2 separate regions of the Homo sapiens genome follow, and region 1 is linked to region 2. The links are chromatin loops, found by intact Hi-C in ENCODE. Cell type or tissue: GM12878. All regions are shown on one strand. Each heading gives the region's core, and the rest is flanking DNA. Links, peaks and the distances in the headings are about the cores only.

Region 1 (8,224 bases), core at 2,454-4,953, 1.1 Mb before region 2:
ATTGTTTTGCTCAGTCCTCACAACTGTACTTTAAATTACAATGATGAGGCCGGGTGCAGTGGCTCACGCCTGTAATCCCAGCACTTTGGGAGGCCGAGGCGGGTGGATCACGAGGTCAGGAGATGGAGACCATCCTGGCTAACACGGTGAAACCCCGTCTCTACTAAAAAAAAAAAAAAAAAAAAAAATCCAAAAAATTAGCCAGGTGTGGTGGCGGCGCCTGTAGTCCCAGCTACTCGGGAGGCTGAGGCAGGAGAATGGTGTGCACCTGGGAGGCGGAGCTTGCAGTGAGCCGCGATCTCACCACTGCACTCCAGCCTGGGCGACAGAGCGAGACTCCCTCTCAAAAAAAAAAAAAAAAAAAAAAAAAAAATTACAAATGATGAAACTAAGAATCATGTGAGCCAGCAACTTGCCAAGGCTATGTGACTGTCATCATCAGAGAAAAGACTCAGACCCAGGTCTATTTCATGCCAAGACCCTAAAGGCTGTCTAGGTTGCCTCCAGTTTAATTATGCCAGACTTTTCTCCCAATTCCTTTCCTTTCCTCCATATTAAGTCCATTCTCCACATTTTCCATATCATTTTCTTATTCTTGTATCCAATTTCTCATCCTCCAGACCTTTACCAGATTCTCATCCTAAGTTACTTGTTTTATGAGTAGCCTGTTCATGACCTCTACCTATTCATTTCCCAGTTGGGGAGTCCTCTTTTCTTCATTAATTTCTATAGGTTTTTAAAAAATATCTTAAGTACATTGCTACCTTGTCATACATATTTCAAATATTTTTTAAAATAACTTCATTAGTCTTCTTCAGTTTGCTTACGGAAACTTTTTTCTATGTAGAATATTTTATGCTTTATAAATTTGAATCTGGTAGTTATTTCTGTGATGATTCCTAGCTTTGTTGTGTTGTTTGCACAAATGTTTTCATCTCAAAATTGCAAAAAATATTTTCCTTTGTTTTCTACTAGGATTTTTGTTTTTGTTTTTTTTTTTTTTTTTTTTGGTCTTTATTGTTTGCTTTGAAATCTTTCAGGCCAAATGTGGTGGCTCACGTCTCTAATCCCAGCACTTTGGGAGGCAGAGGCAGGAGGATTTTTTGGGCCCAAGTTTTCGAGACCAGCCTGGGTAACAAAGATGTAAAAGTTCATTCTTAAAGATATAAGAAGGATAAAATTTTCCTTATAATTATATTTTTATCTTTATTTTCCTTTGTAAGCATTTTAAAAATAGATAGGACAAAGGTAAATTTAATGCACTTCCAAACTGAATTATGAAAAATAAGAGTACCAAAGACTCAATATATAGTCTAATATAAAGACTATAATATAAATACAAATACAAAATTTACAAGTATGTCTATATGTATCTTCCAAGCTCAATACACTTAGAAATGCTTCACTCATTTCCATAAGGTATCTAGCTATGATAACTTTTAAACTCTACCTACCCATTTTTAGTTGCCTTTTTTTGAAGGATGATGGGTGGATACTGACATACTCGCTGACTTTCCTGCTCCACTCTTTCTTGTGACAATGGCCTAGATTTCCTAGTATTTGGAATGCAGTGTGTTGCTTTGAATCCTGCCCAAGCTCACTCTCCTAAACTAATCTCAGATGTTTCAGGCTCATTAACTCTACACTCTTAACAAGTTAAGTTCATTTGAGTTACATTTGTTAATTTACTGTGTTAGGGAATTACTCACAATGTGTGTGGCTATGCACTAGTGGTCTGAGGGAAAGATCATTGTTTATTATCTGAGAGTCATTTCACCAAGGGGAAAATTTTGACTTCATCAGTTTTACCCATAATACCAGAATATCAGCTTTCTATACTTCCTGCATCCAGAAACAAGTTTTGAATAAAATAAAATTATCAAAGTAGTAGAGAAAACCAGTTTATCCAGGAGATCTAGTATTAAGATATGGATATTACAGCATATAAATTATGACATGATTGTTTTGAACAAAAGCAGTCATCAAATCAACATCTCTTTTGATTCAAACAGAATTACTTTTCAAACTTTGCAGGCTACAAATTGTACTTGTGTTTTAAGAATCAGATACTTAACCAAAAAGCTGAAACATACATAAAATAAAAGAACGTTTCAAGACTGCTTTAAGAAATCATGTCTTTGTTGGAGTAAGTTTTGAAAGTGGCCTGGTTTTTGTTTTAAGACAAATACCTAAATTTTATTTTAAAATCTGGCCTCATACAGAATTTGAGTTCTGACCCAGTGGTTAATTTTGAGCATGACCTGAGATCATATAGAATGTTTTGAGCTATAGAATCTGGTATTTTTCTCTTAGCTTTCAAAGAAGAGTATTTTTCTCTGTGTTTGCCTCTCTCTCTCTCTTTCTCACACACACACACACACACACACACACACACCCCCTCAGAACTGTTTTAGATTCTCTGCAATACACACTCAAACTGGAGAAAATCAAACTTCCTTTAGTTTTCAGCAATGTCCAAGTGGAAAACAAAGAAATATAGTAGATAAAGGCGCTCAACTTAAACTTTGAACCTTGGGCGACTGTAGCCAAGTACTGAGCATTCTCTGTGAGCACTTAAAAAACTTTTGACACATCAAAGAGCCAGTATTTCTGTCTGCAAGCTTGGGAAATGGAACTATATGAATTCAGGGATTCACTGAATCAGGGAAAATTGTATATTGAGGAAGGGGGAAAATAGGATGATCTGGACCAGAACAGAATTATTTACAAAATCAATGAAAAATCCTCAACCCTAAATATTTTCCCATTTTTAAAGAAAGGAGTCAATAGAAGCTAACACCAAAATCACATTGTGTATTACATACAGTTCATGGTTTACATAATTGTACTTAAGTTAACTTTGGTAAATTGTCAAATTTAATCCATTTTATGGAACCACTTAACACCTTATACATTCTTTGTTACTATGAAATTCCTAGTAGAATAATTTCTTCATATATTGGAGATAAATGGCAGAACTTGCTAGAATCTTCCTGGTAATATTACTGAAGATTCTAGTAGGCAGAGCACGTCAGTAGCATCCCCAGACAATGGCTTCTACTTAAGACCTGTTGCTTGAGTTAATTAAGAAGAAGAATTTCATAGCACTGCAAGCACTGACAGAGACTTCAGATCTCATCTCTAGCGAAATCCTCCTATTTTAAGGAATTCGAAGTCAGGATAGGAAATGACTTGTCCAAGGCCACTAAGGGAACATTGCAGGGCTAGGACTGGAATACAGATCTCCAGACCCCACTCCTGGGCTCACCATCACCTGCTTCCTGATTTCACCAAATTTCCTTGTTCTGGCAAGGAAGAAAGCTCTCTTAGTCTGTTTCTGGGACAAAAATTTTTTTCTTGCCACTTGCAACACTTTAGAGAATAGAAACATAACAAAATCATTGTTTTGCATTAATACTTCCATTTCTAGCCATCTCGGCAATCAATCAGAACTTTTATCTTCTTGTCTGAAGAGACAAGGACATTTAATTCACAACAATTTCCTTTCCCTTTCTCTCAGTGACTCTATTGAATAAAACATGATGGATCACACTCTGCATTTGCATGCCAGCTAAAACAGGGCCAAGGCTCTGCTAGAACAGGGAGGATCCTGTCCTTGCCTAAGCGTGACAGAGGTGAAATGGAGGTTAGCACTGGGAAATGCTCAAATTACACACACGTGAGCATTTCTCACTTAAAGAAGGGCTCCAATAAACAGCCAGAATGAAAACTGGAAGCTATGATAAAAATTAATAAATAAATTCCAATAAACAAAGAGCATAGTCTTGCCTAATTAAGGCTAGTTTTTAATAACACTTGGATCTTAGCAGAACTGGGCATAATCAGGTCACGTACTCATGTTTCTATACTGATTCTTTGAGTTAATTCTCTCCTTCACATAACAATTAGAATAGAGATTTTTTTGAATCTGCATTTGGAGAGACTGTTCATCTTTCCTCCTCTTCAGAGAGCCCAGGGTGCTTGTCTTGCACGTGTTTTAGAGCAACTCAACATATCTTGCAATATTTTGCATATGGAGACATTGATCATACTGCTGATAAGGACCATGAAGGAATTGCCTAGTCTAGCCACCTGGTTTTAAGGAGACAGAAGATCACATTTCTACTTCTACATTCTCTTCCACAGAGAGTCTATGGTTTGCTTCGGATTAAGGATAAATAGCGAGGTGTTGACTTGAATGCAGGTCTTCTGCCTCTTAGTAACAATAATGTTTTCATCCATCCATCCATTCATTCAGGAGATCCTATTTTGTGCTGGAAATGTAAAGATAAACAAGATGCAGTATCTTCCTGCAAAATGTTTATGCACTGTGGGGGATTATAAACAAATAAGCAATAATAATAGTGTGATAGTAGCATGATAGAATGGACATGCGATTCTGTGGGAGCACATAGGAGAGGTTCATAATGCAATGTGAGGGTTAAGGAAAGCTTTCTAGAGAAAGTAGATTCAAGCTGCAACCTGAAGAATGGAGAGGAGTTAGTTTAATGAAGGAGCTGGGAAACCAGGCAGAGGGGTGAGAAAGCCTGGCTCATTAAAGTTAAAAAAAAAAAGTGCCATTTATGCACAGGATGGCTATACCATTGACAATGGGGAGAGAAGAAGCCAGAAAGAAATTGTTTAACATAAGTCATGTTAAAGATTTTTGGATTTGCTATATATTGCAATAGGAAACCACTGAATTATTGTCAGAACAAGAATAATAAAAATAAGTTAAGCAATAATTACCCATTAAAATAATTAAAAATAATTCAAAATAATTATTTTTAATGATAAAAATAAGTTACATAATAGTTACTAAGCTAGGTTGTGGAGGATGGATTATATAAAATCAAGAGAAGCTTGGGACAGACACAACTTCATCTGCAAATTTTTTAGCCACATTTGATCAGAAGGGAACATATTCAAGAAAGGAGCAAATGTTAGAAATTCTACTGACTTGGTAATCAAACTCTGTCATCTTTTCAAGTTTCAAAAATAGGATTCTCTATACTACATTTCCCAGAGGGGCAAGATCATGTCATTTGGCATGACCAACTTATCACATCTGGCCTTGTAGATATCTCATTTCTTGTATCAGGGAATCTACAACTCCTTCTAAGTCATATTCCCCCTACGTGCTGGCTGGTCATTACAGCTCTGGTAGCAATACTCACAGCTCTATCAATAAGCTGCATCATGCCAGGTTTCCCAGGAGAATACTATCTCTTGAGGTCTTAGTTTATAAGCTCTTGAATACTCAGAGATTCATCTAGTAGCACAGAACTTTTTCCTTCTTTGAAATTTACTACTGTTCCATTCTTGACTCATTGTCCCTGATTTTAATTGTCTGTTCACTGGGGGAGGAGGCACTATGCCATCCCATGGTCATGAGCCCTCCAATGACTTTTCAAAGAAGTTTAATCAGACTTTTTCAAAGGGGTATGACCCAGTTCCATGGGAGTCTGCCAATCCATCTTAGGACTATTACACTGACTACATCGACATATATGAGAAGTAAATAGTCCTCAGTCATCTCCATGAGTAACAAAGGGAAAATAGGAAACAGTCATCTTGTAAGACTCACTAGCTCCTGCCTCTGAGAGGGCCATCACCTTACTGCGCCTACATCAGGCCCATGTTACTGGAGACCAATAGAGCTCTCAGGAATAATCCTCACAAAAACCAAGGGGCTGTTTGTTTGGCACTGTTCCCTTTATGATCCCATTGTGAGTTTAAATTTAGAGGACAAAGCAGATCACTTCTACAGTCAAGAGGCTGTGGCTCATGACCAGGATGGAGGTGATCGGGAAGGTTTTTGGGGCAGCAGTGACCTCCCTCTCCCATGACTGGCTCTTCTTTTTTTTTTTTTAATTCCAGGCAATTTTTCATATTAAGCAGAAAGCATTAGTTCCTGTCTTCCTATACAGGTGTTTATGCTGAATCTGGGGTTTGTCTGGTCTGAAAACCTCTTATTCCTCTCTATGCCACTTGTCATGGAATCGCCTTGCAAAACATTGACCTGGCATTTTATTGGCCTAGATACCTGGAACTACCCCATAAACTACACTGCTTCTTTAGTTAATATTTCCTGAGTGGAATTCAACTTCTAAAGAAGCAAATGACTCAAAATCTCCATATGCAATTTGCATCTTGCTAACAGTGTCCCCATGCTGATGGTGCAGCGTTGGGGTGGGGGCATTTACCATTTGGGACCCAGAGATGGTGCAGGGCACCAGACTGACAAGGGCCTGTCAAGGTGAAAGTGATGGATAGATTTGCATAAGGGAGGTGGTTATTTTAATAAGGTTTATCTGAGTTAGACTAGAATAATCAGCTGCCTGTCTCCACGGGAGCACCATTTGACATAAATGAAGACAAGGACGATGATCAAATCTGAAAGAATGTTAATTGAAAAGGAGTAGCCAGCTCTGATCTGCAGATTGAGCTTCTTAGGAGGATTGGGGGAAGCCAGAGTGAGTCAAATGATCTTACATAGAGGGATTTTCCCTGGGAGACGCAAACACCATAACTTTATTGACCTCAAATCAGGAAAAGGCCGACATCAGAGCAGCTCAAAGGAGATGAGTTTCCAGGGCATGTATCTCTTAATTGCAGTGTTCATTAAAATGATGTGTTTTTTTTTTCTTTTAGAGCTAGGCAAGCTTTTAAACATCAAAGGATAAGGGAATGAAAGATTGGGCATTAAGTACTTGACTCTTTCATCTTCTAACGAAATACCTCAGACTTTCACTTGAAAGATAAAGAAGTTTTGTTGAGGATTCATTTCTCCATCAATTAATGTGGAAATCAAGAATTAATAAGCATCTGTCTTGGGAGAGCCAACATGTGTTTTGTCTTGATAACTATGAATTACATACCATGCCATCTAAGTCTCTTCAAATCTTATCTCTTTAGACAACTGCAGATCACCACCCTATCTACATTAGTGTTCTCACCATTCTCTGTGAATAATTGCTGGGATATATTTTTCTTCATGATATTTAGGATAAAGTAATATATAATTATTTGTCTGTTTTTCTAATCTGGTTGACTGTCACCTCCAAAAAAGCAGGAATTTTGCTTAATTTACTACTGTCTCTTTCTTAAGCACCTAAAATAGTGCTTGGCACTGTTAAAATGAATAATTGAATATTGTGGGAAAAAATGTTCACATTTCTTTCAAACAAGGTGTATTTACTTTCCTCTTTGTTTGGAAAGCCATTTTATTACAATTTTATTCTTTTATGATAAAACAATAATAACAAAGATATGAAAGTGCCATTAACAATAACCAACAAAAAAGCTAATTATGCTGGTTAAATAGGGAGAAGAAACACAAAAAAATTATTGAGGAAATTTGAAAAAAGGTGTCACAGAAGTGAGCAGCCTAAATATAAATATATTGCAAATACAAGTGGGGTAAACTATGTAAGAGCTACCGTAAATTTCACCATACGACTGGTTTATATAATTCTGTTAGGGTGATCAGCTTTCATGAATGGACTCTATTGTGACTAGCTATGATGCATTTGTTTAAATTGAAGTTTTTTGGAGATAATTATAGATTCACATATAATTATAAAGAAATAATAAAGAGAGATCATGTACGCTCTTTACTCAGCTTCCCCCAATGTTAACATTTTGCACAACTATAGTATAATATCCCAACCAGGTTACTGATAGTGGTACAATCTTATTCAGATTGCTCTAGTTTTACTTGTACTCTGCATCTGTGTGTATTTAGTAATATACAGTTCTATAACATGCGTAGGTTGCTGTATTTGCCACCGTAGTCAAGTAATATGGTTTGGCTCTGCCCCACCCAAATCTTATGTCAAATTGTAATCCCCACATGTTGAAGGAGGGGCCTGGTGGGAGGTGACTGGATCATGGGGGAGGATTTTCCCCTTGCTGTTCTTATGATAGTGAGTTCTCATGAGATCAGGTTGTTTGAAAGTGTATGGCATGTCCCCCTTTGCTCTCTCTCTCCTGCTCTGCCATGGTAAGATGCACTTGCTTCCCCTTTGCCTTCCGCCATGATTGTATGTTTCCTGAGGCCTCCCAGCCATGCTTTCCTGTATAGCCTGCAGAACTGTGAGTCAATTAAACCTCTTCTCTTCATAAATTACCCAGTCTCAGGTAGTTCTTTATAGCAGTGTGAGAATGGACTAATATATTAAGATACTGAGCAATTCCATCACCACTCAAATCCCTCTTGTTG
Region 2 (8,224 bases), core at 2,163-4,662:
CACACACACACACACACACACACACACACACACACACAAATACACAGCCTGTCCAGAATCAAGACAACAGAAGTAAAACTGAGGCAAATCTAATTTTGATAATTTAGATAAAAGTAAAAATGATAAATGGGATGAATGTATAGAGATCAAGTTTCAGCAGAAGAGGTGTGTCAATATCAATCCTGGGATAAAATATTTTACTTAGATTACAATGAGAGATTCTTCACCTGGCTAGCTAGGGTGGTTTAATTGTTATTTTAATCAGTATAATACATGCACACTTAAAAAATCATGCCACTACTGCTACAAGCCTAAACTAAGTTCAGCAAGCTTTAAACCTTCCAGTCTGCCCTGCTGCCCAGAGGCAATCCCTAAAATAATTTTAGTGATTACTTTTACTAGTTTTCTCCATATTTTAATATGTATATAACTACATTTTTAACCAGTTTTAGACATTACATTTTATCTTGTAGTGCGTGAAAATTTTAACATTCTTAGATCTGTTGTTCTTGCATTTTCTTTTCTCTTTTCCTCCTCAAATTAATCAGACAGACACAAGTGACGTTTTCATACCTCTGGGTTAAAATCTCAGTGGGAAGATTAAGTGGGAAACAGCAGGGATTGAGAAAACTTCAGGGGAAGGAAGGACTATTGCTTTCTTTTCCATGAACAACTCTTAAAGGATCAAGGTAGTCTCTCAATATTTGTTGAATTCGTCACAGTAAAACTGACAGCTCAAGATGAATAGGCAGAAGGAGAACTTGAGCTAAATTTCTCAGAGCCTCCTTCAAGTCTCTGAGGTGCTCAAGGTATCAACAACAGTATTTGTTGCATATAGGGACTCAGAAGTTTTCAGATGTGAGGCTCTCAATGACGTTGCTGCAGTAGGAGCAAAGTGACCCTGATTACAAGGGTTATAAAGAAGAATACTGAGACAGCAGGTGGAATGGGAATCTAAGCTGGATCTCAGAGGAATCTGCAGCTCTGAAGAGAGCTGAGTAAGATCAATAGGGAAACCAACAGAGTATAAACATTTTTTTGCCCTGAAAGATCTGAGAAAAAATAAAACTTGAAGTGACCAAGGTAGCCTTAGCTTTCCCCTCAGCTTGAATAAACTTTGGACAGATTGTTTCCTGACTGTAGGCTCCAGATCTCCCTTCTTTAAAGCACTTCCTTTAGAAAACTCACACTTATAAATTCTTTTTATACCCTTTGAGGTATAAGTGTTCTTCTCTCAGTCACCGGCCAGTTTTACAACCCAGGAATGTTTTTCTCAATGACCTGGCAGCCCCACTTTGTAATATAATTCTCAAGAAAGATTGCACCCCTAACTCACAGTCTTTGAGAGGGTAGGAGCCTGACTTTGATAAAGTCCAAAGAGCAAATGTACATGGCCTAATCATATTGACCAACCTACCACATTGACCCTCCAGTACTTTCTTACTAGGTCACCTAGAACTTAAAAATTATCCTGCCTTGAGCTGAGTCAGGCAGCTCATGCCTGTAATCTCAGCAACTGGAGAGGTTGAGTCTGGGGAATTGTTTGAGGCCAGGAGTTCAAGTCCAGCCTGGGAAACATAGAGAGACCACATCTCTAAAAATATTTGTTTAAATAGGCAGGCATGTCAGCATGTACCTGTAGTCCCAGCTGTTCGGGAGACTGAGGCAGGAGGATCCCTGGAGCCCAGGAGTTTGAAGCTGCAGTGAGGCATAGTTGAGCCACTGCCCTCCAGCCTGGGTGACAGAGCAAGACCTAGACTCTAAAAACAAACAAACAAACACACACACACACACAAACAAAAAAACAAGAAAACAATTCTGCCTCTTGTTTCAATGTTTCTTCCCTATTGCAATGGTCTCAACCCCGTTTTGCAATTGTCTTGAATAATCTATTTTGTGGGTTTAACTCCCACCAGTGAGATTTTTCTTTGACAGAGGTCACAACTGCAAAAATTAGCACAGAACTCCCAAATGGTGAGTGTCAGCTGGTCACAGGATATAAGCATAGATACCAGAGGAACTGAATAGAGTTCACGGACCTGTACACATATAAGTGAGACTTCCTGAGCACCACTGGGTAACCCCTCTATTCCTTATACACAGGTATTCCATCTTGAAGAAAAGAAGCAAGAAAGGAAGAAAATATAAACAAATGACTATTTCCTCCCCCTCAAAGAAGTTGAATTTAAAAAGGTAATTTTATTTTATTGGAGTGAATTATTGGATTGGGTTTAACGTAGTTCACCCTTCCTATTTATGTGTTTCCATCCCCATGGCTGTGCAGTAGGATGAAGTTTTCTGATAAGACTATAAGACAAATCATAGAAATACAATATATCTACATTGTGTGTATACATGTGTGTATAAATTTACAAACCTATTGAGTAATTACAGCATTATATTGTTAACATTTAAAGTAAAATGCAACATTAAGCCTAAAATATAAAAATATTTAGTTTTTTAAAACAAATTTTATGATTGCATTCCATGGTTAATCTCTATGAATAAATTGCTTCAATTGCTAAAAATGATGGAAATGTTTATTGATTAAATAAAAAGGGGTGTTGCCTTTCTATGCCTCACAGAACACTTACAATAATGGTTTTCTCATAGCTGTCCTGAAAATTGTAATGAATATAAATAAAATTAATGGATCATGATATTACTATTTTTTTGTTATTGACAATTTTACTACATATTTTACAATTTTATTGTTAAATAATTTCTCACAAGCTTAAGTTAATGTCTAGAGGTTCAAATTAGAAACTGTTACGAAAATTTCTTTTTTTTATAGGGAAGACATTATATAAAATATTTGGTAATACCACAATTTTTTTTTTTACTTCAAAGATGCAGAAATTATTCAGCATTTTCTAGACTTAACTTCAAGAAGGTGGGGGGCATGGCAAATATTAGATCCCCAAAGATATATGTGTTTCTTATTGGTATACTTATATAAAATAAATCCACCTTATCAATGGAGGAAGTAAAATAATTCACAAATAATAGCATGTGTTTGCCATGGCACACAGTTCTCCATCAGAGTTATGTTGCTAACTTAAGTTCAAAGCATGAATGGTAAATGACTCTCTTGGGGATTGAGTACAAATAATATAATGACATTTTACTTTCCATTTGAAACCACAAATCACTTTCCTCTTCATATTGACATGTAATTTCTCAATGCCTATTGCTCTAGCTATGCTCTGGGAGTCACTTATTTAATCATTCACTTATTTATTAAACAATAAGGGAGCAGATCCTATGTGCCAGAAATCTGTTCAGAGGCTGGAGATGCAAAGAGAAAAAAAAATACAAGTTTCCTACTTTAAGTTGCAATGAGCAACGATAACCAATGAGAACGGGCTGTTTCCATATAATATGTACAATGATAGAAAGCTAAATATGGCATCATATGAGCTCTAAAACAAGTGTTTGCCTCAGACAGTGGTATCAAACAGATCATCTTATAGGAGGTAATGCTTGAGCTACATCTGAAAGGATGGTTAAGAGTGCTATGAGGGGAAAGCCAACTTACTTAGTATTATTTAATTAACTTTGGGTTGTTTTTTTATATAGGGTGAAATAAGCATACAATTTCATTCTTTTGCATGTGGTTATGCAGTTTTCTCAACACCATTGGTTGAAGAGATTGTCTTTTCACTATTGTGTGCTCTTGATTACTTTGTTGAAGAACAATCAACAGCAAATATGCAGATTTATTTCTATTCTCTCTATTAGGTTCCATTGGTCTATAATTATGTTTTTATGCCAGTACCATACTGTTTTGACAAATATAGCTTGGTAGCTTATCTTGAAATCAAACTGTGTGATACCTCTAACTTTGTTCTTTTTTCTCAAGATTGTTTTGGCTATTTGGAGTCTTTTGTATTTCCATATGAATTCTAGAATTTTTTTTATTTTTGTGAAAAATGCCATTGGAATTTTGATAGAGGTCGCATTGAATCTATAGATCATTTTGAGTAATAAGAACAAGTTAGCAATATTAAAGCTGCTTTGCCTATGGGATAACCATTTTTTGTTTCTTTGCTTCTATAATAATTTTGCTTTCAAAAATATTAATACTTAGCATTTAAGAAAATGAAGGTATACAGGCCCCTAAAAGCATACTATGTGCATAATGGAAATTAGTTTAAGTCCATTATTATTGTAACAAAAAGTACAGGGCACAAGAAGGGAAATACTGACCTAGAAAGTAAAGAGAGACTTATTTGTCAATTGTCACATGTCTTGTTCAGGAAGCTTCATTTTCTTCTACAAGAAGTGGTCATCCTCTAATATATCTTGTGTGTGTGTATATCTTTTATATATATAAAAAATTTTTTTTCTTTTGAGACAGAGTCTTACTCTGTCTCCCAGGCTGAAGTACAGTGGTGCAATCTTGGCTCACTGCAAACCCCACCTCCCGGGTTCAAGCAATTCTCCTGCCTCAGCCTCCCAAGTAGCTGGGACTACGGGAGCATGCCACCATGCCCGGCTAATTTTTTGTATTTTTAGTAGAGACGGAGTTTCATCGTGTTAGCCAGGATGGTCTCAATCTCCTGACCTCATGATCTGCCCGCCTCGGCCTCCCAAAGTGCTGGGATTGTAGGCATGAGCCTTTGTGCCTGGCCTATATAAAACTTTCATAGACATATTGGAAAATGGGCTTGGCTGCCAGAAACAGAAAAAGGGGTGGAGGGGAACAAATGTCCTGAGAAATGGTGTCAATGGCGAACAACTCACTAGTATCCAACCATCCTGTTACAAGCACCCAGCTGATAGCCCACCTATACTCAAGCATCCTGTCTGCAAGCATTCAGCCTAAGCAGCAAAATCTTATAAAATTTTCCTCCAAGCTCTGCCTCTTTCCAGAAAGCCTTCCCTCTGCTGTCCTGCCCATTGCTCTTTTGCAATGTATCTCTGGCTTTCCTCTAAATAAATCTATCTTTCTAAACTCATTTTTGATATGGTCAATTCTTTTACCACCCATGTGCCGGTCTCAGACAGTCACTGACCACAACATTTTGGTGGCCCTTATGGGGACCTCTTACCCTATGAAAAATCTCTCCCTACAGGAACACTCTCCCCACTCCCTTTCTACTTGGGATACTCCATGGACAGTGTCAAGGCACAGAGACAATGAAGGTTTCTGGTCAGGGCTACACGTGGTGAAGCTGAAAAGTGTTCGTGCAGAAGTGCCTTACCACCATCACCCATTCAGGTGAGGAACCTAAGTTCACTTTCCTTTTTCAGCATGCCAGCAGCCAGCCTCTAGTAGCTGTCTTATAATTGACAGTATCTGTCCCATACTACTCTCTGATGTTGCCTGAAGGCTATGAGGTAAACAGTGCTAGCCAACTGGCCCAGAAGGGAGGAAGACTCTCCTTTCGGTCCCCAGTCCCTAGGTGTGGTGCAGTTAGCAGTGGCAGCTCATCTAGGGCAAATCCACCCATGTTTTGGGTGACTTAAACACTCTCTCTCTCTTATTCTAATTCTGCTGTGAAGATATCCAGGCTTCCTGCTTTAGAAGTTCCCACATCAGGTGATTTCAAGTGGCCTCAGAGTCTTCCCATTCCTGTTCCCTCTTTTAAGCTGGTTCCAGTCTTGAGTTCTCCCTTCACCCTTGTTCCTCGTAAATGGACTGGCCATCCAGTGTAAGGCCCCGGCACTGTCAACCCCAGCACCAGGAGATCCTTCAAATAGGTGGGATGCCCCTTAGGAAAGTGCATCTCAGTGTCCCTAAGCAGAAATGAGTGGAACTTTTTTTCTTTTGGGATACCCCTAGAGAAAGTGTGGCTCGTGTCCCCAGCAGACATTAGCCCCAAGTGGTAGGACGTTTTCCAGTCCCACCACGGGAAAAACCCTGTCTATTCCTTCAAACTAATCTCTGGTTTGCATCCTAAAACATTGGGATAAATTTGGCCCCCAGACTCTCAAAAATAAATGCCTAATTGTCCTGTGTAATATGTTTTGGCCTCTGTATAAACTCCTGGATCAATTAACCTGGACTCTGAATGGGACTTTAGATTCTTAACACTCTTTTGCAACTCGATTTGCTGTGTCACAACTCTTCTAAATGGCCTGAAGTTGCTTATGTCCAGGCTTTCATGACTCTCTCTTGGGATCTTGATCTCTAGCAAACCTGGCAAATATTCTTGGCTAAATTCTCTAGCCCCACTGACTCTCCTGACATTCTAAAAGACCCTTCCTTTACCCTCTTCCACTCTCCCAGACTGGCTGACCTGGTTGAGGCTACCCCTTCTCAACCTTCTTCTTTCCCTGACAAATCACCTTTATGTTCAACTATACTTACTCCACCTGCTTTTTCTCCCTCACTTTCCCCCAACATCCCAACTTTGGATGTCATTTTTCAATGCCTCCTCCTTTTATTAGGGACCCTTCTCCCCTTCACATACTAGATCACATGGGGGTCACTTATGATCCCACTTCAGCCCAGTCAAGATTTTGCTGCTCGGAGAAATAGCAAATGGGGATTGAGGAACCATCAGAGTCCATGTTCCTTTCCCAGTGTCCAACCTCTCTCAGATAGAAGCTAAGCTTGGCTTCTTTCAGCAGGATGCTTCCCATTTCATAAAAGAATTCAAAATACTGTTTCCTTTGAACACACTTGGCAGAACATTTATATTATCTTTACCACCAGTTGTATTCATGAAGAAAAGGCCTCCATTTGGTCCCTGGCTCAAGAGTGGCCACAGGAGGTTCTTGCCCACAACCCTCAGGAGTCTGGCCTGGGAAGAACAGCAGTTCCTGATGTTGATCCTAGATAGGGCTACCAGAAGGGAAACACTGGCAGGGAACGTAGTAATTAAATGACTACTTATTTAATTGTAGGCATAAAAAAGGCTGCCATAGGACCAGTCAACTTTGCTAATCTAAAAGAGGTAACACAGGGGTCAAATGAAAACTCAGCTCTACTTCACTCTAGGCTGGCTGAAGCCGTGAGAAAATACCCTAATATGAACCCTCATAGCCCAGAAGGCCCCATTAATTTGACTGTTCATTTTATCAGTGAGGCTTCTTCAGATATTAGGTGCAAATCCCAGAGACTAGACCAAGGACCACAACTCCATTCCCCACTTTACTGGACATGGCTTTCAAGATCTTTAACACCAGAACTGTCAAAACCCTCCCCACCCATCTTCTGGCACTCAGGGACCACCGATTAGCTCCTGTCCACACTGCAAACAACCCAGGCATTGGAAATGGGATTGCCCCTCTCTCCCACACGCAGGAGAGTCATCCCGTAACTAGCAACCTCAATTATGGGCTAATTTGGGAGGATGGCAACAACAAATGCCCCTAACGGTGTTCCTTAACTACGAGGAAGCTAATAAGACTGAGAAGGCAGAAAGAGATAACTGATGGGACCCAGAGGCCATCCAGGCTCCTGTATTAACCATCTCTATGATTGAGCTTTGAGTAACCCTAAATGTGGAAGGGAATAGGACTGAGTTTGTAATCAACATAGGAGCTACTTCTTCAGCCCTAATTAGTTTTTCCGGACCTACGTTTTAGTCTTTGATCCTCCACACCAGCATAGACAGCCAACCACATCAGGGACGCTTCACTTCCCCCTTGTTATGCACGCTGGAGAAACATGTTTTCACTTACTCTTGCCTGGTTCTACCAAGCTGTCCTACCTACCTACTTAGAGGGGATATAATGACAAAACTCCAAACTAGCTTTCAATTCCCCAAATACACTTGCCCAATATTAACATTACTAGCTCCTGCCACCAAAAGTGCCAATCCCCTAAAATCCTTCATTTAACAACAAATTCTAGAGGTATGAGATACCTCCACTTCATGATGTTCTTAGTTTGCAGACCCTGTAAAAATCCATCTTAAGGGCTCTAACATTTTCCCTAGGAAGCCCCAATATCCCTTGAAGCCTGAAGCCCAAATGGACCTACAGCTCCTGATAGAGTTTGGCTATGTCCCCACCCAAATATCAACTTGACTTGTATCTCCCAGAAGTACCGTGTGTTGTAGGAGAGACCCAACATAGGGGGGACCCAGGGGGAGGTAACTGAATCATGGGGGCCAGTCTCCCATACTAGTCTTATGATAGTGAATAAGTCTCACAAGATCTGATGGGTTCATCAGGGGTTTCCACTTTTGCTGCTTCTCTCTTGCTGCCACCATGTAAGAAGTGCCTTTTGCCATCTGCCATGACTGTGAGACCTTCCCCAGCCAGGTGG

What was found. Peaks named below come from ENCODE experiments on the same cell type or tissue, not always from the same donor. Only the 100,000 strongest peaks of a DNase experiment are listed, where the experiment ranks them.
Region 1: it touches region 2 in a loop (5-fold over the local background); 18 of 110 quality-filtered maps call a loop at or near these places.

Annotation. Positions count from the first base shown.
Region 1 is chr9:32,242,721-32,250,944 of GRCh38, reverse strand. No RefSeq gene overlaps it. Among named protein-coding and RNA genes, the nearest start is that of ACO1, 140 kb to the left of the region's middle. In GM12878, for the core only: no CTCF peak of the experiment used is centred there; no DNase peak of the experiment used is centred there.
Region 2 is chr9:31,122,438-31,130,661 of GRCh38, reverse strand. It overlaps LOC105376009 (a long non-coding RNA gene), which reads left to right and starts at 2,109. Exons shown (of 3, transcript XR_929539.2): 1 at 2,109-2,193; 2 at 5,079-5,224. In GM12878, for the core only: no CTCF peak of the experiment used is centred there; no DNase peak of the experiment used is centred there.